Regions from separate parts of the Homo sapiens genome. Here region 1 is linked to region 2. The links are chromatin loops, found by intact Hi-C in ENCODE. Cell type or tissue: HCT116. All regions are shown on one strand. Each heading gives the region's core, and the rest is flanking DNA. Links, peaks and the distances in the headings are about the cores only.

What was found. Peaks named below come from ENCODE experiments on the same cell type or tissue, not always from the same donor. Only the 100,000 strongest peaks of a DNase experiment are listed, where the experiment ranks them.
Region 1: it touches region 2 in a loop (10-fold over the local background); 2 of 110 quality-filtered maps call a loop at or near these places.

The regions. Positions count from the first base shown.
Region 1 is chr2:223,553,738-223,569,337 of GRCh38, forward strand. No RefSeq gene overlaps it. Among named protein-coding and RNA genes, the nearest start is that of SCG2, 41 kb to the right of the region's middle. RefSeq lists an enhancer at 9,794-10,088. In HCT116, for the core only: a CTCF peak has its summit at 7,542; DNase peaks (open chromatin) are centred at 4,044, 7,444, 8,544 and 9,904; H3K4me3 peaks cover 3,826 bases; H3K27ac peaks cover 8,000 bases.
Region 2 is chr2:223,690,745-223,706,344 of GRCh38, forward strand. It overlaps the pseudogene MLXP1. Among named protein-coding and RNA genes, the nearest start is that of SCG2, 96 kb to the left of the region's middle. RefSeq lists enhancers at 6,511-7,710, 8,360-9,559, 8,888-9,182. In HCT116, for the core only: a CTCF peak has its summit at 7,702; DNase peaks (open chromatin) are centred at 6,157, 7,447 and 8,947; H3K4me3 peaks cover 981 bases; H3K27ac peaks cover 7,950 bases.

The DNA of each region.
Region 1 (15,600 bases), core at 3,587-11,586, 140 kb before region 2:
ACCAATATTCAGCCTGTGCCCTACCGTCAGTACTTTGTGAGCTTCAAAGTGGGAATTCAGTGAAATTTGATGGGCAAGCAACATGCTCAGAGCTGGACTTGGCTCTGTTCCCCTGGTTGTCTCCAGCTCAGCCCTCCGATTTAGGATGTGACAGAAGGAGTTGGAGGTTTGGGCTTAGCCTCAGAGAAGGGCAGCCCCTGCTTCTCTCCCAGGGACATTGAATGTTCTACTTCACCCACATCCTCTTAGGAATCGTCATCACTTAACAGGTCTTCTTTCCCTCCACGTCGGTATTCAGCCGTCTCACTGAACCTAATCTTCCTCCCTGCCACCATGGTGTGCTGGTAAAAGTTTAACCACCAACTCTGGAGTGGGAGAGCCCTGATTTGTAACATTTACTGATTACTGTGGTGTAAATACCCTCACTGTGGTCGATTTCAAGCTACCAACCTGCCACCACTGAATGCAGAGTTGGAAAGAGATGCTAACAGGATACCACGTGCCAGTCCCACGTGTTTACTTTTCTCATTCCTCGTTTCTAGACTTCAGATAAGGTGACTGTGGAACCACGCCACCTCTGTTTTATGCTTTGTTTTGTTTTCAGAAGAAACCATCTTTTTCCTGCTATTTTGGATTGTGCCTCACTGTCCTGGTGTCTGCGTTATCCTTGTCACCACCTGGCATCCATCTGTTTTCTTTCCCTGGCATTCTTTCAGATATCATGTCAACCTCTGCCATCTTTTAGTTTTCTTTAGCCACCCTTTGCTTATGGTAGCTGTCTTTGTTCCTCTGAGAACCTAGCTATGGTTGATTCATCTCATTTTTCCTTGCTGCTGGACCTCTAAGGATGGCGTGGTTGTGCCTGCTGTCCCTTCCCAGTGGCTTGATACTTGATCCATGGAACGGCTGGCATAGATAAGGCCACCTAGCAGCCAGTGACTTCTCATCCCCCGTTTCCTTATTTTTGCACAAAGCCCTTTTGCAAGATTATTCTTCACATGTACACATCCACCCAGGCTATGGGTAGACACGTACGGCACATTTCAAGTGTGCTGGGAGATGTATACCTCCGCCTTCTCCTTGATATAGCTAAGAGTTCAGAAAAGATCCACTTCAAGTCTCCACCAACAGCTTTGTCTCTGAGGAAGCAATTGCTGCTGCAGCACTTCGTAGGAAGCCATTAGCTCTGGCACAGCTTCATCGCTTTGGAAATAGGAAGATTAAATGGGAAGAGTTGGGAATGTATTGTGATACCCAGGGAATCTATAACACAAAAATAACAATATGTGGGAAAATATAATGCATTCTGTTATTTCAGATGATTCTCATTTCATCACAGAACCTCCTTTTACTGAAGGGAAATGCTTCTGAGGTCAGATAAAAAGGGAAGTGTTTTTACCAGGGAGTATTAACCTTGTTATTCTCAAGAAAGCTTTCTGTGTCTCCTGATCGCTTCCCTGGTGGTTGCACCTGGGAAGCCTGGGACCAACCTCTATCTTACCACATAACAACAGCTGGTAACACATTCCAGGAAGATGCGGATGAGTGGTGAGGAAGAAAAGCTCTTCCAGAATAACTGATATACTCAAGATTCTCTGTATGCATGCGCTTACACGATTTTTGTTTGCTTGTTTTTTAACTTTTTACTGAGATGTAATTTCAAATGAACAGAAAATTTGCAAGAATGTATAAATACCTGTATACACTATACCCAAATTCATTACCCATTTATATTTCTGTGTATTTGGTTTTGGTCTGTGTGTTTACTTACTGGCTTGGTTAGTTGTGTCTTTTCAAATAATGCAACCTTTTGGTGTCCTCATTCCCTAATTTGGGAATTTGGGGTTTTTTCTTTAATGATTAGAATAAAGCTATGTTGTTTCTGACCCAGGAGTTAAAAAAAATAAAAATCAATAAAAATAACAGAATAATGCTTCGGGAAGTTCTGACCAATCAGTAACGTGCACTTTTCAGTTTGGAATCCAGATCTGATCACACTGTAAAGGGGCATGACATTTGAAGACATGGATGAAGAATGATGTGAGAAGTTGGGGGCAGAGGAAACTTATTGGACAACACTGAAAGTGAGGAGAGTCCTACTGCAAAGGAGTGAGAATAAGATCATCAAGAAAAGCTGAGACAATTAGGGGCTATAAAGAATTAAGTAATAATGAGTGTTAAACCTTTCAATGGAGTTACCTTTTTTGTATGTGACTATCTAAGAACTGTGGGGAGGGGAAAGAATAAACGAAAAAGAAAAGGCAAATACTGCTTGAGGGAAGAGTGTGTCATTATCCCTAGGCATTAATGCCACCTGAAGGAGCTCATGGTGCTCCACCGCACACACGACGGAGTGATGTTCACAGACCGCCAGCTCAAAGTTGCTAACTAAATAAGTATTCTCTGTCCCAAGTCCCATTACAATTCCAGAAGAAATATAAAAATACAGTCACTACAGCTCTAAAAATGCAGAAAAGTTGTCAAAGATGAAACAATCGATATTGATCTACAACTTTTACTCATCAACAAATATTAATGAGTGCACACTCTGTGTTAGGCAGGCAGAAGTTCCTGCTCTTAATGCATTTGCATTCTTGTGGAAAACAGTTCCCATCCTCATGGGGTGGTTGACATTTGAAGAAACTCCATGCAGACCAACAAGGGAGTTTTTTCATCAGAATCCCAGAATAACAAAAGGTCTCAGGACTGTAACTGTAGACATGAGAGAGATTTCTCAAACTATAAGAGAATGCTCTGTACAGATGTATGCCAAAAATCTTGAAAATATACATGAAATGGATGCATTTTTCAGAAAGTTTAAAAATATGTGTATTTCACTCAATAAGCAGTAGAAGACATGGAAAGATGAATAGACACTGGCAAAAGTAACAATTTGATCAAATGACTACTAAAATTTTTTAAAGACATCACACTTAGACAGGGCACGGTGGCTCACGCCTGTAATCCCAGCACTTTGGGAAGCTGAGGTGGGCAGATGATGAGGTCAAGAGATCGAGACCATCCTCGCCAACATGGTGAAAACTCATCTCTACTAAAAATATAAAAATTAGCTGGGTGTGGTGGCACGCGCCTGTAGTCCCAGCTACTCAGGAAGCTGAGGCAGGAGAATCACTTGAACCCGGGAGGCGGAGGTTGCAGTGAGCTGAGATCACACCATTGCACTCCAGCCTGGGTGACAGAGTGAGGTTCCTTCTCAAAAAAAAAAATAAAGACATCACACTTAGATTCCATAGGCAGATTAGATTCCATAGGCATGGAATCACACTTAGATTCCATAGGCATATCCAAATCTGAATAGATAATATACTTATGTTATACAAATTTCTATGTCCTGTTCCAGAACACAAAATAATTGATAGAATACTTTCCAACTCATTCAGTGAAACTAACTATAACCCTGGTACCAAAACCAGACAGAAAAAAGAAAACATAAAGAAGAAAACTATAAACAATGAATTAAATTATAACCAATTTATTAAACTATAGACAATCAATTAAATTACATTCCTTAATAAGATAAAGGAGACACCCAAATAATTGTTTTAACAGATCTTAAGACATGTTACTTAGTATTTGATAAAATTCAACACCTGTTTCTATCTTTCAAAGGTATCAGTAAGTAAGAAATAAAAATAAATTTATTTTATAAATGTCACCTAATGGAAGTTGAGAGCAAACACTTTACCTAGGTAAAACATTTGAAGCACGTTCATAAAAATCAGTAAGGTGATAAAGATGGCCATTGTCACCTTTGCTCTGGGCAGTCCTGGCCAAAGAAAAAAATATGGAAAAATATAAAGGTATAAATTCATTTTGGGAACAATGAAATCAAAAACTAATTATCTTAGATATGATCCTCTACCTACAAGACCTAAGATAATCTAAAGAGGAAAAAAATGTAAGAAATAGTAAGAAGTACCTTAGGATTCAGCCATCCCACTTTTGCATATATATCCAAAGGAAATGAAATCAGTATGTTGAAGAGATGTCTTCATGCCCATATTCATTGCAGCATTATTTAAAACAGTTCAAACCGGGCACAGTGACTCATACCTGTAATCCCAGCACTTCGGGAGGCCAAGGTAGGTGGATCACCTGAGGTCAGAAGTTCAAGACCAGCCTGGCCAATGTGGTGAAACCCCGTCTCTACTAAAAATACAAAAATTAGCTGGGTGTGGTGACATGCACCTGTAGTCCCAGCCACTCGGGTGGCTAAGGCAGGAGAATCGGCTTGAACCCCGGAGGCAGAGGTTGCAGTGAACCGAGATCATGCCACTGCACTCCAGCCTGGGTGACAGAGCAGAACTCCATCTCAAAAAAATAAAAATAAAACAGTTCACAGTTCACACAGGGAAACAACCCAAGTATACATCAATAGATAAATGAATTTCTTTCTTTCTTTCTTTCTTTTTTGAGGCAGGGTCTTGCTCTATAACCCAGGCTGGAGTGCAGTGGCCTGATCTCGACTCACTGCAATTTCCACCTCCCAGGTTTAAGTGATTCTAGTACCTCAGCCTCCCAAGTAGCTGGGACTACAGGCACGCCACCATGCCCAAATAATTTTTGTATTTTTAGTTGAGACAAGGTTTTGCTCCATTGTTGGCCAGGCTGGTCTTGAACTCTTGACCTCAAGTGATCCTCCTGCCTTGGCTCCCAAAGTGCTGGAATTACAGGCATGAGCCACCGCACCCAGCCAGATGAATGAATTTTTAAAATGTGATATAAACACACAATGGACTATTGTTCAGTTTAGTTTTGGTTTGGTTTTTTTGAGACAGGTTCTTGCTCTGTGGTCCAGGCTAGGGTGTAGTGGCACAATGATGGCTCACTGCAGCCTCAGCTTCCCTGGCTCAAGCTATCCTCCCACTTCAGCTTTCCGAGTAGCTGAGACTACAGGTGCCTGCTACCACCCCTAGCTAATTTTTTGCATTTTTGGTAGAGACGGGGTTTTACCATCTTGCCCAAGCTGGTCTCTAACTCCTGGGTTCAAGTGAACTGCCCGCCTCGGCCTCCCAAAGTGCTGGAATTACAGGTGTGAGCCCCTGTGCCCATTCTTGTTTAGTTTATAAAAAGAAGAAAATTCTGCCACTTGTGAAAACATGGATAAAGCTAGAGGACATCACGCTAAGTGAAATAAGCCACTCACAGCAGGGTGAATACTGCATGGTTCCACCTATATGAGGTATCTACAATAGTCAAACTCATAGAAGCAGAGAATTGTTGCCAGAGGCTGGAGGGGGTGGGAAATGGGAAGCTGTTGTTTAATGAGTATAAAGTGTCAGCTACACTAGATGAATAAATTCTAGAGAGCTGTTGTACAATATAGTTCCTGTAGTTAATAACATGGTATTGTGCACTTTAAAAGTTATCAAGAGGGTAGATCTCATGTTGTGTTCTTACCGAAAATCAAAAATGAAAGCAAAAACAAAGAGACACAAGGAAACCTTGAGAGGTGTTGGATATGCCTATTACCTTGATTGTGACAATGATATCATGGGTGTCTGCATATTTTCAAACTCATCAGATTGTACATATTAAATATGCACAGACTTTGCTTTATTAAAGCATCATTGGACAAAATACCAAGTCCAATTAGCATGTGAAAAGATACCTAACCTACAAAGTAATCAAGTAATCTCACAAGTTAAAACAACAATGGATGCCAAGTTTTGTCCATCAGACTGGCAAAAATAGAAAATGCTGATAATAACCAGTGCAGGCATATATATAGGTAAATTGGGACTTGTAGGCTTGACAGAGAGTACAAATTAAACTTTGCAACTGTAACTTGGTGTCATATGACAAAATTACAACATACATGTCTTTTAAATTAGAAATTCCAGCAAATCTATAAAACTGTCCAAGATACATGCAAACAGATATTTGTATACGGAAGTCAATAGTTAATATTATCTGCAATATAAAAAATTGTTGTAATCTAATTATTTATAATAGTCTAAGCATTATACAGTGTATGGCAGATGTATTCTGTGAAATACTACTCAGTCATGGAAAACAATGAGGCAGCTATAATAGTCTGATATTAATCGCCAATCATGATTTTTGTTAGAAGGTAATCAACATGCATTTCTTTCTTTTCCCTCCTGACTGAATTCCAATTCACTTAAAGTAGCAATGTGCCCAGATGAAGGTTTTCTTGAGAGATGGGTAGGTAATGTTGTGCAAACGGAAGTCGATGGGTTTCTGGAAAAGCTAATTAAGAGCGACTGGCTGATTAAATTACATTCTCCCCATCAATTTCTTCATCACTCTTGTCTGTATTAGTGATACAATGGCTAGCTCCTGTAGCTATCTTGAATTATGAGATGATCTGGAAGGTGAAAGCCATATGCTAAGAATGGCATATGGAAAGGGTAAAAACGGAAGGAGTGGAAAACAAAAAGCATTTTTCAGAACAATATGTGTAAAATATCTGATCTGTGTTTTTAAAAACCATGTAAATGTGTTTGTATAGAAAGAAAGTCTTTAACAATATACTCAAATTGGTATGAGTGGCTTTTTTATGGAGAGAAGAGTGTATTGTTATAAGTTTAATGTTATGCGTTATGGGGAACTTCCTTTTTTGATCTTACTTTTGAATGGTTTTAATTTTTAAAAGCTTATTGCATGCTGTATTTGAAACTTTTAAAATAACTAAATATATGTAGCCTTGTGTTTTTAGTACAACTTTAATTCTGAATACTCATTTATATTTGATTATTTCAAATGCTGCAATTTTGATAAAATGGCACTAAGGCCAAAAGAGACCTTGTAGATTTTCCAATTCCATCTCAAAATTTGACAGGTATGTCCATCAGTCTAGAAAGGTGAATAACCGACCTCAAAGAAATGCAGCTACCTTACAGCATAGGTCTGGAGGAGCCAACTAATTAAAAACTTAATTTGGAAGCACTAAATTAATTAAAAACCTAATATAATTCAGGTGCTCTGTTATATATGTTATCATTTATTCTTCACTTAAACCTTATATGATACCTATAATATCTCTATTTTACAGATGAGGAAAGTAAATTTTGAATAGTTTAACATAATCAATTTCCCTGAGAATATACATCAATTAAGGAAGGAACCTGGATTTAAAATCTGATCTACTTGCTTCAGCCTCTTTCCACTTCACCACATTGCCGCCCACACAACCCCTTGTGCAAACATTGTAAACAATAGCGTGGCCTAGCAGCTCCCAAGTTAATTTCCCCCATTATTATTTATTTGCTAAGTGTTATACAACAGCCACCAGAGAACCCCATCCCCAGGGAACCTGTCACTGTAGACTGTGCACCTAGACTGCTCACGTGGACTGCCTGATTTAAAATTGGTCCCACGTTGCCAAAGGAGGAATGTCAGTTGTTCCATTAATTGAAATGACATGACATAAAATATCAGTGATGCATGGCCAAAAGGCTCCCAGAAAACAAGGAAACATTGATGAGAGATAGGCCAGGGATTTCAAAGTTTCAAGAGACAGTATCCTCCACTGGGTTTCTGTAAATCAGTCAGCGCTTAGTCATCAAGAAAAGTAACAACAACTTCAGGACCAGAGACACTGATTTTCTCCGTGAAAGCCAATCCAGTGGCAATGCGAAGACATTACAGGACAAAGGACAAGCCTAATGGCAGAGAAGCAACACAAGCCCCAGAAGAGAGATCTCACAGCAAAATGAAAAATTCAAGAAATTCTGAAATTCTTTGAACTTATTTTCTTTTGTCATAGTTTTTTTTTCATTTATATCTGTGTTTAACAGTTTTTAAAGCTTTCTTTTCCCAAACCTTCACTCAAAATGCATACCCAGGAAGATTTGTCACATTCAATTTGGAGTTTCCATAGAATACCTGAAAATTATACAGAATTGAAAACAAAAGATGAATTATCAGATTCAGAGTACAACAGGTCTTAACCAGGGTAAATGAAAATGTTTCCACACTGATGCAACAAAAATAAACCATACATACTGTTTTAGGGTAAAGATTCTGACAGAGTATTAGAATATCATATCTTTCTGCATGAAGGGAGAAGAAATGAATTCCAAGATTCCACTGGCTAACAAACCAAAGAAAAACTATTTAGCATATCTTCCAAAATTATCGACATTAATATGTATATTGTTATCTATAACAACCAATTTATATAAACACAATTGACAAGCTTGATCTAACAGATATACATGAAACTCTGCATGGAATAATCAGAGAATAAAATTGATTAGGTCACAGAACAAGTCCCAATAAATGTCTAACAACTGTATTTTCACCACCAGGCCATAAAGTTTGAAATCTAGTTTTTCAATGATAACTTTCTTTTAAAAAAATTATACATACTTAGAAACTTAAAAACACGTGTATAGATAATGTATGGCTCAAAGAAAGAATCATAAGGAAAAATCAGAAAATACCAGAAACTGAACTACAAATGTCCCAGAGCTCTACCTCACCTGCATTCCTGTCTCCTCTTTGAGAAGAATCTTGTATTAGTCATTTACCCCTCAACATGAATCTCAGGCAATGAGCTCTCTGCCTTGGGGAAATTTCCACTTAAAGTACATCAGTGTCATAAGGGCCTAGACAATGAGCCAGTCTTGTGGGTTCAAATTTTGTTTCTGCTCTTTACTAACTATGTGACCACAGATAAGTGACTTGTCCTCTTTGTGCCTCGGTTGCCTCATCCATAAAGTAGAAATAACAATAGCTATATCAAAAACTGTAATGATGATTGAATATATCTAGCAGTGTGTGTGTGGTGTGTTTATACTGTTAGAATAGTGCCTGACAGGCTGGGCACGGTGGCTCACACCTGTAATCCCAGCACTTTGGGAGGCTGAGGAAGACAGATCACGAGGTCAGGATATCGAGATCATCCTGGCTAACATGGTGAAACCCCGTCTCTACTAAAAATACAAAAAAAGTAGCCAGGCGTGGTGGTGGGCGCCTGTAGTCCCAGCTACTCGGGAGGCTGAGGCAGGAGAATGGCGTGAACCCGGGAGGCGGAGTTTGCAGTGAGCCGAGATCGCACCACTGCACTCCAGCCTGGGAAACAGCGAGACTCTGTCTCAAAAAAAAAAAAAAAAAAAAAAAAAAAGAATAGTGCCTGACATGAAGTGAGCACACAACAAAGTGAAATGTTTTTGCTCTATTCATTACTAGCAGAATATCAGTAAACAGGTAGAGATGGTATTTAGGGAACAGGGACTTTGCAAAAGCCCCAAAATCCTGTTTTCAGGCAGCTTTCTCTCTACCTATCATTGAATCCAAACCTACATTTTAGTTCAACCAAATTAAAAATTGTCACTTTTCTCGCCATCTCATACTACCACGGTCTTTGTCTAGGACTTAGCAATGTTTCCTTGAATGATTAGCAGTTCTTCCACTCTGGAATTTTCATCTGCAAGCCCTCCTCAAGTCAGGGCCAGAGGAGACCAATAAAATTGGGGAATTCTAGGATCATCCCATTCAACAAACTCCCTCCACAATATACTGATGTAGCATAAAAGATTAATCCCATTAGAGAATAAAGAATTATGTTTCATTCAAATAAAATTTAAAATTGAGTTGGACAAAACTACCTTGGTAATACACATGGTATTTGTTTGTAGTAACCATCCTTTCAATTAAGAGCAAAACATCTCCTAAGTGAGAAGGAGTTCAGATTGTTGCCTTTGCTTTGCCAAGCCTGCAAGAAGAAAATCTGCAGCATCTGGAGAGGTGAAATTTGCTCTTTATTCTCTTTACATGGGCCATGAAGGGCTAGACCTCTCATTTTAAAGGTGGTGGAGCTTTCTCTCTTCTCCCTGCAGGTGTCATGTTGTAGTGGACACTTCCATCATCTATGTTTAGTGATTACTCACTGCTTCCCATGTGTGGGAGGAAGAATGACTCATCAGGTTGTTTAGAAAGAATCCAGGACAAAGGGACAGGTTCTGTGCCTTTCCATCTGCCTTCCAGAGACAGCCTGATATTCCTTCTCAATCTCTCTTTCTCTCTCTCTCTCTCTTTCTGTTTCTTTCTCTCTCTCATTTTCCCTCCCTCCCTCCTAGCTTCCAACTTCACTGCCTATAAACATGTGAGGAAATCAGGCTGCCCCTGCTCCATTTGTCTGGTTGTCTTCAATTTGGGGCGAAAATCAGGGAAGGGACCTTTTTTAATATAGCCAGGGACCCTGCCTTTCACAGTAAAAAGCAACTTGATGGGCCATTATAAGGGCTCCTGTGAGGCTTTCAGTTCTTTGTGAGAATAAATTACTACCAAGAACTGTGAAGGAAAAGGGGTGAGTCTACACTTCTAATATATTCATACTTACCCCTAATTTAGAATTAGGAATATTAAGCAGTTTTTACTAACTGGGATTTTTTTCTAATATATAATTATTTAACTTGTAATGTTGAAAAGATGAGTAATAAATAGCTTCACTATAATAGCCTTTCCTGGGATGGTCTCTTTTTGAACTCAAGATATCATTTGAATTATGTTCCTTGAATCTAGTAATTTCAGACCATTTACTATAACATAATTGAAAGAAACATTGTCATGAATCTGGCCTAACTAGATATTGACATTTCTTAAGGAAATGCCAAAAAAAAGAAAAAAAAAACTGTACATGAAACAAACAAACAAACAAAAAAAAAACCATAAGTGAAACAATGGGTAAATACACCAATGATAGGAAACCTGGGCACCCAGTGAAGGTAAGATGCGAATCACTAGAGTTTTAAACAAAACTTATTCATGCCTCAGGTCCTCCTCAAAAATAATAGATTAAAAAGAAATTATGCAGTTGAATAAGAGCTTTATGGGAATGTCCTCTAATGGAACAATTTTTTTTTCAGAGTAATTGCAAAGAAAGCAATTTGGTGGTTTTTACTGAATAGCACAGAATAATTTAAGGACGCAAGAGCACGTGCCCTCCATAAGGGATGACCCTCTTACTGGGAGGGCTGCCTTAGCATTGCAGTCATGGCCAGGTGCATTCCAGATGCCCACTACGGCTTTGATTAATTACTTTCCTTGTATTCTATCTTATTAGGTACATGCAGTGAGAAATGAAGGATAATTTGATCAGAAAATAGCTTCTGTTGAATCAAAGGCTTAAAAAATAGTATTGAAATGTGGTGAATAACAAGAAAAAGGGGCCGGGCATGGTGGCTCACTCCTGTAATCCTAGCACTTTGGGAGGCTGAGGCAGGTGGATTACCTGAGGTCAGGAGTTCAAGACCTGCCTGGCCAACATGGTGAAACCCCATCTCTACTAAACATACAAAAATTAACCAGGAGTGGTGGCACATGCCTGCAATCCCAGCTACTCGGGAGGCTGAGGAAGGAGAATGGCTTGAACCCAGAAGACGGAGGTTGCAGTGAGCAGAGATCGTGCCACTGCACTCCAGCCTAGGGCGACAGAGTAAGACTCCATCTCAAAAACAAAAAGGATAAAAATGGTTGTAATGAGTATCTCAACAGCTGTTTTTACAACATGGGATCACCTAAAAACTTGTGTGCTTCACCCCAATTCTTAAGATAAGAGTTCAACCCACATTCAATTCTTCTTTAACTGCCTGATCTGTACAGCCCTCTGTGAAAAGGAAATGAGAACTTTAGAAAAGCAAACAGATGTTTAATAACTTCATGTAGTCCCTGCTAGTTAGACTAGTTAGAGAAAGTAGTTTTGTATAAGCAACTGTCACCATTGGAAGGGGACAGTTTATGGTGTTTTATATAGACTCGAAAAATGTGGAGGATACTTAACGCTTAGATTGGCTTGAAGAGCAGTAAACAGTAGGAATCCACATGGAAATTAATTAGGGTGTAACTCTCTACATGTAGCTGTCCCATATCCTCTTTTGCCCTCACTGACCTCCTGCTCTTTGGCTTCCAGCCACAACACAACTCTTGGTGATCAGAACCCCCAGGCCAAGCATTTGGTTAATGCTGGTCATTCATTCATTCATTGACTAACTCAGAAAATAAAGATGGAGGTTATGTACCAAGAATTGTTGGTTCCCAACTTCTCACTAATTGTTTTGTTCCTGCTATCATCCCAGCTAACCTAAAGTTCTTCAGAGGCCACAGAACAAATTTTTCACTTTGTTATGATTTCCCACAGTGCCTGGGCAGTGCTGAGCACAAAAGAGGTGATCAGCACCAGTGCCCAGAACGTTGCTCCACAGTGTCCGCAGAAAAAAAGTCAAATCCCTTAGCCTGACTCAAAAAGGACCCTTCGCCCTACCCTGCCTTCTTTCAGCTTCATTTCTCATCTCTGACAGAACCCACCTTACCAACCCTGTGTTCCCAGCATACTAAGTTTCTTGCAGCGTCAGAATTTGGGTCACACTCTCAATTTGGAATTTTGCACATGCTATTCCCTCTTGCAGCAACACTCTTCCCATCTTCCCTGTCATCTGGATAACACTACTATTGACTTGACTCAAATATTCCTTATCTGGGAAGCTTACCCTGAGACCAAAAAATACAGTCAGCACTCCTCCTGGAAACCTCTATAATGGCCTACACCCACCACTGTGGTATCACTGCAAGATAAAGGCTTTATAAATACCCATTCAATTAAACTGCCTGAAGTTATGGGCTATGCCTATGTCACAGTTGTATCCCTGAGAACCAACAGTTCTTGGTACCATAGCCAGCCTCCATATTTACTTTTTGAGTTAGTCAATGAATGAATGAATGGCCTAGCCTTGGTGGGTGGTTCTCAATGATCTCTGCTAACAGAAATTCTCATTCTTGAAATATTTTAAATATTTAATCTCTCATCCCAGATATTCTACTTTAGGAAGTAGGTTGCTCATTGTGACATATTGTGGCACCATCTAAAGGTTGTCCTGGCAGCTGAAAATTAGAATACAATTCTTTATACAATTGCAGGATGTGGTGTTAATGAAGCAATGTGCCTGCTACAGAAATAGATTTTTGCTTTGTTTTGTTTTGTTTTTCTGAGACAGGGTCTTGCTCTGTCACCGAGGCTGGAGTGCAGCAACTCACTACAGCTTTGACCTCCCAGGCTCAAGTAATCCTCCAACCTCAGCCTCCCAAGTAGCTGGAACCACAGGCATGTGCCACCACTCCCAGATAATTTTTTTTGAGAGGTGGGGTCTCACTATATTGTTCAGGCTGGTCTTGAACTCCTGGCCTCAAGCAATCCTCCCACCTCAGTCTGCCAAAGTGCTGGGACTACAGGCATGAGTCACCACACCCAACTTATAGGAACCATTTTTTTAAAGTCCCTATATACCTTCACATGGAAGTCATCATAAAGCTTTTAATGAGATATCTTATACACAAAAGTTACTTAATAAATGCTTATTTTGAATGAATGAATGCCCAAAATAATTCTTGCTCAGGAAAACACTTTGCTAATAAAATTAGCAAACACCCATGAAGTCCTCACTTATAGATGAAGAAAGCTGAACAATTTGAGACAAACTTGGAGGTTTACATTGAAAATGACTTGCAAAATAGATATCCGAGTGCTTGATTTAAATGACTTATTTAGCTTAGCAACCAATTTAATGTGTTTTTTAATTTCTAGTGTTTGTGTGTGTATTATAGTAAATATACAATAGTTAATTACAGTTGTCAATTGATTTTTTTTTTCTACTAGCCACTTTGTAGTCAGGTAGCCAGGTGGAGCATCTAGGCCCATGGCCCTGCCCAGCCTGATGAATTGCATGCTGATATTCCCCCTTCAGCCTTTTCTTTCTTTCTTTCTTTTTCTTTCTTTCTTTCTTCTTTTGTTTTTTTTTTTTTTTTTTTTTTTGAGACAGAGTCTCCCTCTGTCACCCAGGCTAGAGTGCAGTGGCACCATCTTGGCTCACTGCAACCTCCACGTCCCGGGTTCAAGCGATTCTCCTCCCCTTCAGCATTTCAAAGGTTGGAGGAAATTGGAGGCACCAAATACCATTTTGTTCTTCTCTCTTCTTGAGGCTCTTCTGTAAACATCCCGGAGTGTTTACTCTACAAATAACATTTCTGGTATGGCCCTGATTTTCTGAAATCGGCAGGAAACATTGGTCTAATCAAAGCTTATTGAACTCTGTTCACATTCTGGAAATCACCACTCATGATTCAAGAATCCAAATGATGCCAAAGGGAGGACAGTAATCCAAGCAAACTCATCCTTTAAGGGCTTTGAATTAAATTTTCAAAATGTGAGAGATAGAATAGTGGAATTGTAAATACTTAACCCTAAATTACAAAGAGGACACTGACATTAATATCAATAGAAGCTTTACAAATAGATTTTCTTTCTTATCCAGAAGGCATGAGTCCTCTGGGATCCCTCAAGTCCAAGTTACCTTTATTTCTCAGTTACCTTCTGCCACGGCATTTTTTTTTTTTTTTTTTTTTTTTGAGATGGAGTATCGCTCTGTCGCCCAGGCTGGAGTGCAGTGGCATGATCTTGGCTCTCTGCAACCTCTGCCTCCCCGGTTCAAGTGATTCTCTTGCCTTAGTCTCCCAAGTAGCTGGGACTACCGGCGCAGGCCACCATGCCTGGCTAATTTTTGTATTTTTAGTAGAGACGAGGTTTTACCATGTTGGCCAGGCTGCTCTTGAACTCCTAACCTCAAGTGATCTGCCCACCTTGGCCTCCCAAAGTGCTGGGATTATAGGCATGAAACATCGCGCCCAGCCTATGCCACAGTCTTGAATTGAAATTTTTGAAACTCTTAAATTTAGAAGAATATGGAAGGCAGATAACTATGTCATGCACTACTAAAACTAAACAAAGAAAATCATAAATATAAAAGCCTCAGTAGTGGTATAGATGGAAACTAAACAATCTTTTCAATCCCCTGTAAAGCTCAAGAAGAAAAACTTCTTCATACCTGGTCAAATGAAGTGAAAAATGATCTCAATCAATGTTTTATGGAATTGATAGACTTCAAATATCAATATTTTGGAAAAGAATTTGAGAATTTAGCTTTAAATCACCTCAGTGATAATTGATAACAAACTGTATTTGTGTAACTCTTTTAACAAAGCCATATATTTCATAAACTCATGGACTAGTCTGAATATTTTTCCTATTTCTCAGATAAAGAAACTTTGAGTTAGACAGGAAGGTGAAATGAGTGGCCAGAGTTGTATACATGCTTTGCCTCCTCCCACTCAGCCCAAAGAAAACAAATTTTCCTCTGGCTACCAGTGTAGTATAAAGCAAAATACATTAATTTTTTGCCAATGTCATTTTAATGCAGTTTAGTGATAATCTAAAATCATTTTGCACTAGGGAACTGAGTTTCTATGAAAATAAAATAAATTGTCTTTCTTGCTCAGAGATGGGAAGACAGAGAGAATGAAGTGATAGATTCCTTTACCTCAGGCTCTGTGAGTGAGCTCGTCAGCCTCCCAGGCTCCACATGTGAATACAGGAAGCACCTGCACAGCCCAAAACATCCTGGCCATACCTAGTATGTCCTGGATTGATGCATCAAATCTTTAGATTATTCATTCTTATGTGAAATGAACATCTTCCAAATAGCTTTCTTCATTTCATCGCTTGATCAGCAGTAAGTAGCAAGTGCTTCTGATGTTCTGGTGGGAAGAGAAAAGGTATTT
Region 2 (15,600 bases), core at 3,985-11,984:
TTTGCTGGTAACCTTTGGCATTCGTAGGCTTCTAGATGTATCCCTGATTCCTGCCTTCGTGTTCACATGAAATTCTCCCTGTGTGTGTGTGTCTCCAAAATTTCCTTTTTCTTTTTTTTTTTTTTTTTTTTTGAGATGGAGTTTCACTCTTGTCGCCCAGGCTAGAGTGCAGTGGCGCAATCTCGGTTCACTGCAACCTCCGCCTCCCAGGTTCAAGCAATTCTCCTGCCCCAGCCTCCTGAGTAACTGGGATAAACAGGCACCTGCCACCACGCCCAGTGAATTTTTTTTTTATAATTTTAGAGAGACAGGGTTTCACCATGTTGGTCAGGCCAGTCTCAAACTCCTGACTTCAAGTGATCTACCCGCCTCGGCCTCCCAAAATGCTGAGATTACAGGCATGAGCCACCGCACCTGGCCCAAATTTTCCTTTTTCATAAAACACCAGTGCTATTGGATTAGGAGCCCACTCTACTACAGTACGACTTCTTGACCAATTACATCTGCCACCACCCTGTTTCCAAATAGGTTCACATTTTGAGGTACTGAGGGTCATGGCTTCAGCATATGAGTTGGGAACTGGGACACAATTCAGCGCATAACTTCATGCCTCAGTTCTCACATCCAAGACTACTACTTTATTTAAAATGACTTCCAAATTCTTGGCCAGGTGCGGTGGCTCATGCCTGTAATCCCAGCACTTTGGGAGGCTGAGGCGGGCAGATCAATTGAGGTCAGCAGTTCAAGACCAGCCTGACCAATGTGGTGAAACCCTGTCTCTACTAAAAATACAAAAATTAGCCAGGTGTGGTGGCATGTGCCTGTAATCCCAGCTACTCAGGAGGCTGAGGCATGAGAATCACTTGAACCCGGGAGATGGAGGTTGCAGTGAGCTGAGATCATGCCACTACACTCCAGCCTGGGTGACAGAGTAAGACTCTGTCTCAAAAATGAATAAATAAATAAAATTATCTCCAAATTCCAAGATGAAATATGAATTTTTCTCTGAGCTGAGATCATGCCACTACACTCCAGCCTGGGTGACAGAGTAAGACTCTGTCTCAAAAATGAATAAATAAATAAAATTATCTCCAAATTCCAAGATGAAATATGAATTTTTCTCCTCTGAATTTGCAAGTCATTTACCTAGAATGACTTTCAAATGCCTTATGATATCTAAAACTCTTCTGTTTTCCCTAATTATTCACCATGTGTGTTTTTCTACTGAAGGTGGGATGTATTTCTTATTCATCTTCACATTCTCCTCAAGGATCATTACCTTGCACACAGTTGGCGCCTTCACTGTGTTTGTGGAATAGAATTGTAATCACTTCTTTTAATTTCTTCCTGCAGAGTCACTTTTTCATGCTTTTTTTTCTTGCCAATAAGCTGCAACCTGCAACACCCCAAAGTGTGTTCCTGCCCTAGCAATGTGCATCCCCACAGAGCGGGGCCAGTAGCAGGCATAAACAAATGCCTTCCTGAACACTAAAACTTAGCAGGCACAAGCTAATTCATTTCTCAACACTTTGGCTGACATTTTGGAAGCTTCAGCTTATCAGTGCAGACAACATTTATCTCACACACACAAAAAGCCACTTGTTCCCGAATACCAGGCAGGTGTCTTATATAGATAGTTACACATATATTTTTAAATGCTCAATCTGCCAGCAGAAGGACACTAGATTTACTGTTGAGAATCTGACATTCTCCTCTTTAATCTGCTAAACCTGCCCCTGAAGGCGAGAGGCTCTTCGCATCCCTCCAAGCCAGTGTTATGCAGCATAATCCAGTCTACACTAGGTGGCATCGCAGCCAACTGGGAAGTTTCTCTCTAGAGAGACGGGAACCGCAGAGGATTCCAGAGACTCTCACTTTTAACGATATTTCAGTATTCCTGAGCAAAGTAAGCACTTAATCAGAACATATACATAAATATTAACAAATGTATGCTCTATGAACAAATTACAGCACATGGCATAATACCTTGAAAGCCATATTTAAATGCCTGCTAAAACTAGCATTTTTCAAATGATGTGATTTTTTAAATTATTATTATTATTATTATTTTTGAGACAGTCTCATTCTGTCACCCAGGCTGGAGTGTAGTGGCGCGATCTTGGCTCACTGCAACCTCCGCCCCCTGGATTCAAGCAATTCTCGTGCCTCACTGTCCCGAGTAGCTTGGGATTACAGGTGCACACCATCACACCTGGCTCGTTTTTTTGTATTTTTAGTAGAGACAGGGTTTCACCATGTTGGCCAGGCTAGTTTCGAACTCCTAACCTGAAATGATCTACCGACCTTGGCCTCCCAAAGTGCTGGGATTACAGGTGTGAGCCACCGCACCCGGCTTCAAAATTATTATTGAAATGAGGATAATTAGCATGTCTATCAACACAATCTGTATACGTATCGAAACTTCACACTGTACCCCAGTCACAATTCCTATGTGTCAACTAAAAACAAAATAAAACATATTTTACAATGAAAAATCTGTACAGGAAAGAAACTGGACAACACCTTAACCAAGTCATCAAAATGCAAGAAAACGTTGACCTAAGAGCAGGCAGAATAGTTCTTCGCAAGGAAAGGTATCCTTTGTGTTTCCCCTAAGGGGCAGACAGACATGGTACATCTCCTATTGTAATACTCGAAAATAATATAACAGCTCTCACATAGCATTCCTGCCCAAAATGCATAACGTGAAGCAAATTAGAAGGAAACAGCACATGCATCTAAAGTAATTGACATTCTATAAAATAAATTGGCCCTTATTCTTTCTTAAAAAAATGTAAATGTCTTGATAGATAAAGAAAGGCTTAGGCACTGTTCCATATTAAAGGGAAGTAACTACAAACACAAGATGACTAAATCTAATACACGGTCCTGGACTGAAGCTGTACTAGGAAAAGCACATTCGTACCAAGGGTATTGAGACAGCAAAACTGGAAGCTGAACTGTAGTTCAGATAAATACACACTGAAGACATAGGGGAAAAGGGGGTCTGATATATGCCATCTACTCTCAAATGGTTCAGAAAAAAATATGTACATGGAAAATATACATAGAAGGGGATGAGAGACAGGATAAAGTTGATGTAAAATATTTAGTATTGACGATCTAGGTAAAGGGTACATGGGTTATTTGTACTATTCTTGCAACTTTTCTGTAAGTTTGAAATTACTTTGGAATGAAAAGAAAAAATATTTTAATAAATAAAAAAATTGGGTTTGGGGTTTTTTTTGTTTTGTTTTGTTTTTGTGTGTTTTTGTTTTTTTTTTTTTTTTTTTTTTTTTTTGAGACAGAATTTTGCTTTTTCGCCCAGGCTGGAGTGAAGTGGCACAATCTCATCTCACTGCAACCTCCACCCCCCAGGTTCAAGCTATTCTCCTGCCTCAGCCTCCCAAGTAGCGGGGATTACATGTGCCCATCACCACGCCTGGTTAATTTTTTGTAACTTTAGTAGAGACAGGGTTTCACCATGTTGGCCAGGCTGGTCTCAAACTCCTGACCTCAGGTGATCCACCCTCCTCGGCCTCCCAAAGTGCTAGGATTACAGGCATGAGCCACTGCGCCCAGCAAAAGATTAGTATTTAAACATATGAAAGACTGAGCCACTTTGAGATGCCTCACCTTTCACCATTTGTTTCTTGCACATCAGTTGCTACGTACCTTATCCAAGCTTGCGAGTGTGTTTGACTCTCTCCTCTCTATCCACTCTTCTCAAAGATGTCCAAGAGCCAGCATGGAGAATTTGGTGCCTTCTTCCTGCTACCCCAGCTGTCCCTGGCTGCTCTGTTTGTGCAAGAAGCTTGTTAGTCAATAGAATCTGTCTGTCAATGATTCTCATCCCGGACTGCATATTAAAATCACCTTGGGAGGCCTTAAATGATGCTGACCTCTCAACCTCGGATTTTCTCATTTAATTAGTTGGGAAAAGGGCCCATTGATATTTTTAAAACCTCCTGGTGATTCTAATATTCAGCAAGTTTGAGAACCACTGAACTAATGTGTTCCCAGTTTTATGAATGAGTGGGCCGCAGTCCTGCTGCATCAGAATCATCTAAGAGGATTACTAAAAGGGTAAAATGCCTGGCCATGGTGGCTCACACCTGCAATCCCAACACTTTGGGAGGCAGAGGCAGAAATGGGAGGATCACTTGAGCCCAGGAGTTCGCGACCAGCCCAGGCAACACAGTGAGAACCCCATCTCTACAAAAAATTAGCCAGGTATGGTGGCACATGCCCATAGTTTCAGCTACTTGGGAGACTGAGATGGGAGGATTACCTGAGCCCACGAGTTTGAGGCTGCAGTGAGCTGTGATCACTCCACTGCACTGCAGCCTGGGCAACAGAGCAAGACCCTGTCTCTAATGAACAATCAATCAATGTAAACCTCCAGGTGTTACTCCAAACCTACTAAATCAAACTCTGTGGGATGGAGGCCCAGACATCTTTCTATACATTCCAAGTGATACTGAAAACTTAAAAATCAGTATTCTGTTTGGTTTTTTGTTTTTGTTTTTGTTTTTTGTTTTTTTGGAGGGGGAGGCTGTCACTCTGTCACCCAGACTGGAGTGCAGTGGCATGATCACAGCTCACTGCAACCTCTACCTTCCAGGTTCAAGCAATTCTTGTGCCTCAGCCTCCCAAGTAGCTGGGATTACAGGTGTGTGCCACAAGTCAGGCTAATTTTTGTATTTTTAGTAGAGACAGGTTTTTGCCATGTTGGCCGGGCTGGTCTCGAACTCCTGGCCTCAAGTGATCCTCCCACCTCAGCTTCCCAAAGTGCTGAGATTATAGGCATGAGCTACCATGCCTGGCCCAAAAATCACTGTTCTGAAACAGTAGTTTCCATGTTTTTTTTGATGGAGCTCACTTTCTGTCACTCCAGAGCAAGGCCATGAAGCTGTGACATCCCAGCCTAGCCCTTGATAGCACGCACTGTTGGTTAGCTTACCCAACAGGCAATTCTAGCCCTTCTCCCCTTCCTTCCTTCTTTCCTTCCTTCCTTCCGCTATAGCTGCTGGAAAAGCTCAACACTCCCTCTTGCAGGCTCCCTCACAGCTGGTAAGGGCAACAGGACCCAATTTAGCCAGTCTTCAAAGGGGTAGTCTGCCAATGGGATTGAGAATATCTTGTTTCTTCATAAAAGGACTTTGCAAGTTCCATGTTCCTGGCTACCGTTTTCCTCTTCTTCCTGCCTTGAAACCGGCTGTGATGCCTTCTTCTGACCGTGTAAGGGCAAGGATAGCCACAAAAGGCCAACACGCTAAGGCTGATGGAGTAAAAGAGTGGAAAAACCTGGATCTTTGATATTGTTAAGAAGCCCACACATGCTTTCAGCATTTCTAACTGATAAAGCATCCCACCTTCCTCATTATCCACTCCAGAGAGAAATCACATTTAAAGAAGCATGACTGAAGTCTCCATTTTTCTTCCTTTTCAAATATTTAATATTGTCCAAGGATTAGTCTACAAAGCCTAATGCATGAACTGTTGTACCCAAGTCTCTACCTCCACCTCCACTTCACTCTGTCTAATCGTGGAAGCCTTTCATTCCACACCCCACATTCTGCAGCCCCCAGACCCCCATCCCAGAAAGAACTGTCTCACCCAGGTCCTCCTGCTCCACCATCTAGGTTCCTCGAGTCCTTCTTTCCTCTCCCCAGTGCTCTCCCTTCCCTCCAGAGAGAATGCACTCTCCCCCTTCTCTTCTAAGAAGAGAACGAAGCAGGAAGAAGCTAAGCAGAGAACAGGGGAGTGGGAAAGCTGTGGACCCTTAACATGAAGGATTTTTAACTGTTCACAGAGAAAACCCAGTGTTTCAGAACACATAGACTCAGATGTCCTAGGACTGAAGGCTAAGGGGAGAGAGCAGTAGGCCGCTGCCCACACTCATCCACAAAAGTTTAGCACATCCGTTCTAAAGTCAGGCTACCCTTCCTAATAACCACTGGAGCTTTCCAAATTACAGATTAAACTCTGATTCAATAGATCTAGAATCCAGAAATTCTGATTCAATAGATCTAGGTGAGGCTCAGACATCTGTTTTTAAAAGCTTCCCAGATGACTGATGAGCAGCCAAGGTCAATAACCCCAGGTAGTAGACGACAGCTGGAGAAACAACTCTCCATTGTCAACAGCAACTCTCAATTAAACAAGGAAATCTTGTCCTTTCCTCTCCTCTCCACTTAAAGTCATTCAAACTATGACTAAGGTAGTACTCAGCCCTCTGTTCAGTGAGATTTCATTTTACCTAATCAGAAAGAACTTTCAACTTGACAGAAAATGTGGATTCCATCCTTGGTTCCCCTAGAATCTTTCTCACATAAATACTTTAGCACCAAGCAAGCATGGCCTAGTCTTCTGGTGTTTTTATATCAAATCATATTACTTTATTCACAAATTACTTCTGATAAATGACCCTGGCTAGCAGTCAAACTGAATTTTTATAGTGAACAAATACTTCTTGAAGAGACTGAAACTCTTCAGACTCATTCAAACATTTTCAGAACTTGACAAACATAGACACTATAATTATGCATAGTAGTTCTGATTGTATCTTTGGACCACATTTTACTTAGCATTGTAAGCTGATCTGTTTCCAAGAGAGAAAGAAAGAAATATCTTAGTCTGTTTCTTATTATGAAATTTAATTATTAATGAAACTCCTTTACCTTTTAGAACTATTCTTAGGATCTCCAGATGCAAGATGAAATTATTGGTGAATGCCATCATGAGGTAATGGCAACATGTCAAATAGAAAGAATGTGTTATTTTTAAAGGCTCTGAAAGAATTTGGTGAATTTTAATTATAAAGTCACAGACCTAATATTTTATCACTTTCCATCCCATGTATGTCATCCCTAGATAATATTTTCCAACTTTTCTTTTTCTCAGGCTCCTGCTCTCTAGAACAAGGGTGATTATCCACATGGCTGCTAACCTTATGAGCACGTTGAGACACTGGATACGTTAGAGAGTGTAGCACACTGGAAAAAAACTACTAAATGAAAAGTATAATTTCCATAGCTAAAAGATGTTTATCATTAGTACCAGTTATTAGCTCATCTATTTAAAGGAAATGACTCTCCATAGAAACTGATCTTCCTTCATTGAATATGTTGGCCTTAATGAGATTGAGGCCTTGTAATTACCAGGAGAAGGAAAGATCATTTGAATTGGTACTATTCCATAAGGCTGTCCTTTTCATTTATTTCTCATGAATCATGTGAACTACTGGGAGGTCTCATACCCATGCTTTTCATTAAGGAACAGGTAACGCATTTAACTTTGATTTTATGACTCAGTCTCGAGAACGCTATGATCTGACCTCTGGGGTTTAGAAATAAACCACTTTCTCATCAATACTGGAATCATTCAGGAGGAGCTGGGAGACTGGTTTTATCCAGCACACACACAAAAGTGCATTTTACAAAAGCAGAGAAAATAGTCACAGGAGGACGATGGGAGTTGTCCGACAAAGAACAAAGCAGAGCACCCACTTGGGTCTGGGGCCTGGAGGGTCATTCTTTTTGACATAGCAGCTTCCAGGGGTGATTCACCACCTGCATTTGGGAGCAGAGATTTCCACTTGTCTGATACGAGCAGTAGATCATCTATGACTTTGTGCAACCATGTTGTCATTTAAAGCACAACTAGATTCTAACTTTAGGGGGAGCTATTCTTGGGGCCAGGCTGGGCTGAGGGCAAGCGATCTGTGTCCTTGGTAGGTAGAACAACATAAGTATATCCCCTCACCCCCATGACTACCTTCTCTCCACCTCACAGTCTTGCTTTTTCTAACATGTTCTCAGCATAGCCTTACCTATTCACATGTTACTCTTCAGAAATGTGTTGTTGAAAAAGAATCCACATTTGAACAATGTGCTAAGGAGAACAACTACATATCCTCCCTCATCTTCCCCTGGCTATGCTTCTGATTGTCATTCAAGGATTTTACAGGTTCACAAAATAATGTCATCCCTGTCCTAAAGAAGGAGAAACTCTGGGATGTATTCTCCAAAATGACTTTGTATAGACTCTTGGAACAAGCCAAGGCTGAAGCTATTTTGGCCCAGAGCTTATCCTTTCCCAGAGGTTATTTCTTACCTCCAAATGGATTCGTTCTGATGAAGGGGCAGTTTTTGCTCATGACAAACAAGCACAAGCACAGAGGAGAAAATTATTATTTTGATTTGGAAACTGAATTTGGGAAGCAGGTGAAGTAATTGTCAGGTAAGTAAAGGAAAGTAACCATTGAAAGGCAGTATATTTTTGACCCCATTTTAAAACTTGATCTCAGGCATAGGCAAAACTGGTTCCAACCAAGATTTGTTTACTTGGGTTATACTGGAGGCAGAAAAGTTAATGTGAAGGCTAGAAAGAGTTTGAAGGAGAAAGAGTTTATAAGAAAGGAAAGTGAGAAAAAAGAGAAGTTGTACCACCCAAACTATCTAGTCAACATTTAATGGTATTTTATGGGCTGCCCATCAAAGTTACTTAATATATATTTAAAAGAAAATGGGGGCTGGGCGTTGTGGCTCACGCCTGTAATCCCAACACTTTGGGAGGCCAAGGCGGGCAGATCACGAGCTCAAGAGATCGAGACAATCCTGGCCAACATGGTGAAACCCCATCTCTACTAAAAATACAAAAATTAGCTGGGCATGGTGGCACATGGCTGTAATACCAGCTACTCGGGAGTCTGAGGCAGAAGAATCACTTGAACCCAGGAGGCGGAGGTTGCAGCAAGCCGAGATCGGGCCACTGCACTCCAGCCTGGAGACAGAGTGAGACTCCATCTCAAAAAAAAAAAGAAAAGAATAAAGAAAATGGGAATGTCATTATATACCTCCCTACCTAGTCACAAAGAACATAAGGTACTTTGGAGTTTATTGAGACCTTTTGCGTAGAACTGAATGAACAAAGACGTGTTATGACTCAGTGACTCACTAAAGGAAATGAGTCATAAGATGGTGTATTTAGTTGTTTGAGCTTCAGCATCACACTCAGCCAATCTGACATTGTTTATTGAAAATGGAGAAGTGAAGTTAGTGAATGCTATGTCTATTATTGAGATCTTTATTTTCCAACATAAAATACATTTCTCAACTCCATGACTTTGAATTCAAACTTATAGTGAAATTCATTCTCAAAAGCATTTTCTTGGTTTTAGATTTTATTCTTCTTCTTCTTCTTTTGAGTAAACATCTGCATTGACAATGGAACTTGCTAAAATTACAGGAAACTCATAAATACAATGAAATAATCTACAATCTCTTGCCATGGGTCACGTAAATCCATATGTATTAAAAAGAAATCAAATTAACAATTTGAAAAACCAGTCATGGCCACTCCACAGCAGCCAACATCATAAAATCTACAACTCCAGGGTCTAGAACATGTTTAGTAATTTTATCTAATAAACTGGAAAATGTAAAATGTTTCATCTCAGGGGAAAAAATGATATTAAATTTCTGTTACATTTGGTTCTCTTATATCCATTCAGACCCCTGGATTCATATTCATGATGGATAAACACCTCTTTCTAAGGCCAAGTGAGCCCATGAGATGATAACATGCTCTCTAATCCTACTATTATTTTCTCTTTGTTTTTTTATGGTTCTTTTAATCTGTTTATCTACATGACAAGCAAGTAGTAGAAATATGTCGAATTTCTGAGTTCTTATAGTATTCTTTTACGACTAGGTATGACCTAGCTAATCTTGTTAGCTAGTCGGAACAGTTGGTGAGACAACTGTTTGGCAGCCTCTATTCATTTGTTCATTTGCTTCTTTTACCACCAAAACATAGGATGAAATTTTCTACTGGTTTTAACTTAATTTTCATCCCAAGTTAGTGCAACTGGTGTATGTATGAAGCCGTAGCTGCATAACCCGGGTAGGACTGAAGCCAGGAACATCAGTGCCCAATCTTAGCTGCCCTGCAGAGCCCAGCTGAGGGGAACGTGCCAGGGTGATTTGATCGTTTAGTCTGCTGAATTATCTGTCAGAATTTTTCAGAATGGAGCTACAAGTGAGGGGTACTGTTTATAAAGAGGAAACAGCCTCCATAAGCAAGTATTAATTCCATGATGAGGAAGCAACCCCAAAAGGTAGAAATATTGGCTGGGCGCCGTGGCTTATGCCTGTAATCCCAGCACTTTGGGGGGCCAAGGTGGGTGGATCACCTGAGATCAGGAGTTCAAGACCAGCCTGGCCAACATGGCAAAACCTCATCTCTACTAAAAATACAGAAATTAGCCGGATGTGATGGCGGGCGCCTGTAGTACCAGCTACTCGGGAGGCTGAGGCAGGAGAATTGCTTGAACCCAAGAGGCAGAGGTTGCAGTGAGCTGAGATCATGCCACTGCACTCCAGCCTGGGTGACATAGCAAGACTCTGTCTCAAAAAAAAATAAAATAAAATAAAATAAAACAAAAGAGGTAGAAATATTTAATTAAGGTGCCTATTTCTAGTAGTAAGTACTTATAGAACATTTACCATGTGCCAGATACATTGTCATTTAAGGTACCTTACATATATGGACTCAATCTTCAACCACATAAGAGTGCCATTGTTTTATTTATTTATTTATCTATTTATTTTTATTTATTTTGAGACAGGGTCTCACTCTGTCGCCCAGGCTGGAGTGCAGTGGCACCAAGCAATTCTCCTGCCTCAGCCTCCCAAGTAACTAGGGTTACAGGTCCGTGCCACCATGCCAGGCTAATTTTTGTATTATTAGTGGAGACAGGGTTTCACCATGTTGGCCAGGCTGGTCTCAAACTCCTGACCTCAGGTGATCCTCCCCCCTCCACCTCCCAAAGAGCTGGGATTATAGGCGTGAGCCACTGCACACGGCCTGAGGATACCATTATTATTATCTCCATATTAAGAATGAAGAGATTAAAAGTCAGAGGTTAAGTAAATTGCCAATGTCACACAGCTGGAAAGTGGCGCTGCCAGTATTTCAAGTCTAGTTCAGAGTCTGTGCTCTTAACCAGTATGTTGTACTGCCATTTATAGACAATAAAGGAAAGTTCTACTTATTGATGAAGTGTATTTCTAGAAATGGGGTCAGAAAACCTTACAGTTAAAAGCACCACTTTTTTCTATAATCTCCATGTAGTCAGCAGTTACTCTAGGTGGTGATCTTAATTGGAAAGGAACAATACAGATTTAAATTTAAACCAGAAGAAACTGACGAGTCAGCTGCTCAAGCAGACAAATGGAATGAGACTATATGGGCAGCATCAGATATATCAACCAGAGAAATTCAGGGTAGCAAGAATTAGAGACTGCCTGTCACAGAAACAAGTATATACTGGGCTCCCTACTCTGGATTGCTATGGCAACAAGCTATATACACCAGATGATTTAGCAATTGGTATAAATTGTCTCAGGTTGTTCAAAACATTTCATCTTCTCTTCCCAATAACATAGTAACTTATCCAAAGTTTGAACTTGTATTGTCCTTGGGTATCTCCCAACATATTCCATCCATTGTTAAAATCAAAATGGTATTTAACACATTTGTTCTTTATGAATTTCATTTTCCATAATATTCTTTTATTATATAACAATTAATATACATAATCACAAAAGCGAGATGCATTTTTTTTTTTTTTTGATACAGAGTCTCGGTCTATCACCCAGGCTGGAGTACAGGGGTGTGACCTTGGCTCACTGCAACCTCCGCCTCCTAGGTTCAAGCTATTCTCCTGCCTCAGCTTCCTGAGTAACTGGGATTACAAGCACCTGCCACCACACCCGGCTAATAACAATATGCATTCTTGATAGCAATTTAAGAATTAAAGTATGCACACACAAAAATTACTTATTTTATCACTATACTTATGCTTTGGTTTGTCTTCTGTCTCCCTCTCAGTGTCTCTCAAGATTGTCATGAGATTTGAATGAGATAGCATGCAAAGTACACAGTACCGTGACTCGCATCAAGTGTTCAAGAAATGGAAGTTATTATTAAGGTAGTGATTACTATTTTTATTTTATGTATTTCTGAAGGGAAGATTTCTAAAAGTAAAATTGTTCCTTAGGCAGGGTGCGGTGGCTCACGCCTGTAATCTCAGCACTTTGGGAGGCCAAGGCAGGCAGATCATGAGGTCAAGAGATTGAGACCATCCTGGCTAACACAGTGAAACCCCGTCTCTACTAAAAAGCACAAAACAATTAGCCGGGCGTGGTGGCAGGCGCCTGTAGTCCCAGCTACTCGGGAGGCTGAGGCAGGAGAATGGCGTGAACCCAGGAGGCCAAGCTTGCAGTAAGCCAAGATCACACCACTGCACTCCAGCCTGGGCAACAGAGCAAGACTCCATCTCAAAGAAAAAAAAAATTGTTCTTTAGAGAGCATGCACATTTTAAATTTTACCAGTAACTGACAAAGTTCCCTCAATTTACCATTTGGGAAATTTACCAATTTCCCATACCAACTCACATTCCCACACAGTATAAGACCTTTCCCCACATCTAAATACTAAATACTATCAACGCTTATGTTTTCACTAGTTTGGGTGAAACATGATAATTCAGTTTAATTTGTATTTCTATTTGTGAGTGAATTAAGCATCTTTTTATGATCATTATTATTAGACATTTGGTGCAGTGGGATTCTGTTCAAATCCTTTCTTCATTTTTTGTATTGGGTTATTTTTCTTCTCTCACTGATTTTTAATAGCACCTTCTATTTCGTGGGTGTTCATTCTCTGTCTCCATCTGCAAATATTTTCTCCAGTTTTCTCAAAGTCTTTTAACTATGTTCATGGTATATTTTATGATTCTAAAATTTAAAAATTGTATGTATTCAAATACATCAATATTTCCCTTTATGGTTTCTGTGTTTGAGGCTTTTCCTGGGAAGGTCTTCCCCATTTCAATATTTATAAAAATATTTCCCTACTGTTTTATTATTTTAGCATACTAATACAATTGTTTAATATATCTGGAGTGGATGTGTATGTGCCTGTGAGATAAAGCTCTGCGTTTTTAATTTTGTGGCTCTCCATTCGTACCTATTAACACTGGTCAAATTTTAGAGTTCTTCCTTTTATTACAATACAAAATGTTATATGTAATCCAAGAAATAATACTAGGAGCCAAAATCTGTATAAGATTCTACAAACAGGCTGGGTGCAGTGGCTCATGCCTGTAATCCCAACACTTTGGGAGATCAAGGCAGGCAGATCACTTGAGGTCAGGAGTTCAAGACCAGCCTGGCCAACATGGCGAAATCCTGTCTCTACTAAAAATACAAAAATTATCTAGGCGTGGTGAGAGGCACCTGTAGTCCCAGCTACTGGGGAGGCCGAGGCATGAAAATCACTTGAACTTGGGAGGCAGAGGTTGCAGTGAACTGAGATCGCACCACTGCACTTCAGGGGGATAGAGCAAGACTGTCTCTAAAAAAAAAAAAACTAACTAAATAAATAAATAAAATAAAAAAGATTCCACAAACATACCATCTTACCCAGCACTTCTTTGTACAAACTATGATTCAATGTTTTTAGTCTCAATCTCACTGATGGAGAAATTGAGGATCAGAGAGTTTAAGCAACTTGATCAAGGTCATAAATTTAATGAGAGACATATTTGAACCTGGTACGTAGATATTTTGACCCATGTCACTCATACTTTCTACCATCAACTATTGTCTTATGTATAATTAGAAAGTATAATTAGAAAAAGAGAGAAGAATTAGTTTCAATATGCAAGATCAAACATTGAATATATTTATGTTTATTTACAATATTTGATCAACCATCATCACCTGGAGGTGTTAGCAAAATGTATAGTTCTTTTCGGCAGGTAGAAAATAAAATAGGGCTTGTTTCTGGTCCAGTAGGTCCAAGACGATGGAGCCAGGTGCCTCTCCCAAAGACCCCTGGGTAAAGGTGGAGTACATCTACAGCTACAAAAGCTCAGACCTCACGTATTTTATAGAAAGCACCCACAATGGGACAGTAGTGTCTAGAGCTAATAGCATCGGTTCCACCAGTGCCTCTTCCATCCCCAACACAGATGAGGAGGACAGTGATTACCACCAAGAGTCCTACAAGGACCAGTAGTGGTGAGCACACACTGAGGCTGAGCAGAAGAGGAAGGATGTCATCAAGAGAGGCTGTGATGACCTTCAGACCATCATCCCCACATGCCAGCAGCAGGACTCCTGCATTGGCTCCCGAAAGCTCAGCAAAGCCATCGTTCTACAAAAGACCATTGACTACACTCAGTTTTTGCACAAGGAGAAGAAAATGCAGGAGGAGGAGGTGTCCACACTATGCAAGGACCTCACAGCCCTAAAGATCATGAAAGGGAACTATAAGCAGATTGTGAAGGCACACCAGGACAACCCCCATGAGGGGAGGACCAGGCCTCTGACCAAGTCAAGGTCAGTGTGTTTCGAGGTATCACGAACTCCCTGTTCCAGTCCTTCAATGTCTTCATCTCTGTGACCAACTTCTAGGAGCTGTCAGCCTGTGTCTTCAGATAGATTGAGGAGCACTGCAAGCCACAGGCCATGGGAGATCGTGATTGGCATCCAGCACCAATTGAAAAACCAGCTTTACTGACCAGTTCTTGTAAACCTGCAGAACAGCAAACAAGAGGCCCTTGAGTCTCTATTTGGCCACTGAGCAGCTGGACCCATGAGACTGAACTGCAACAGCTCACCTTGGTCAGTTTCGCTTGGTGTTTGTGTTTTTTCAGCCCCATTGTATCTTCAGAAGGGCTGGGGTGTTTGTTTTGTGAAAGCTTTTGATTAATTTACTATATTGACCATAAAATTCAAACTTACCCAGTCCTTCCCCTCCCCATGGAAGTCCTTGGGATGGGAGTCTGCCCTTGACACCTCAAAGAGCTCACGGCTTCTCAGCCCTTTCTCCAAGCCTCAGATTTCTGCTCATGATCTACATATATTTGGAGACTGTTTGCCTCTGTTTTGGTCTCTTGGGCAACATTTGGCCTAAGTTTGGCCATTTTGGCAGTAGCTGGAGAAAAAGAGTAAGAAGAAATATTGCCACAGCCATGAAGAGTGAAAGACTGACTACCTTGTGCTTAAACTAGGGCTGCCCGTTCAGTCCAAGGTGAGGCCAAGGGTTTTCTGGCCATCTCAGGGCAAGGCTACCAGGTTCTTCTCCTAGCCTCATATTCCATCACCTCCTTCCTCCTCTGCTCTGTTGGTGTTGGGAAAGCAGCCTCCCTCTCAATTCCTGCCTTCTCAGTTCCCACAGGCTGCGGTGCTGCGTGGCAGAGGCAGGCGTGCCACAGCACCACATACTTGAAATTTTTTATTTTTCTCAACACCAATACAATTTTGCTAAAGTTACTACTTTGGAATATTAACTGGGCCTCAAAGCCACCCCTAGCCTTTCTGTCAAGCATATCTGGTCCTGTCCCATGTCTCAATGTGGCCCGTTTCTCCCAGGACTTAGGGGTGGGGTTAAAGGGTGCAGAAGATACTCAAAAGGTCTCCAGGGATACACAGGCTCAGGAGAGTCCTGGGGGAAGCCTTGGGCTCCCCAGATGCTGGTGGATAGTAACCTCTCTCCATCCTAGTCCTCCAAGCTCACTTCTG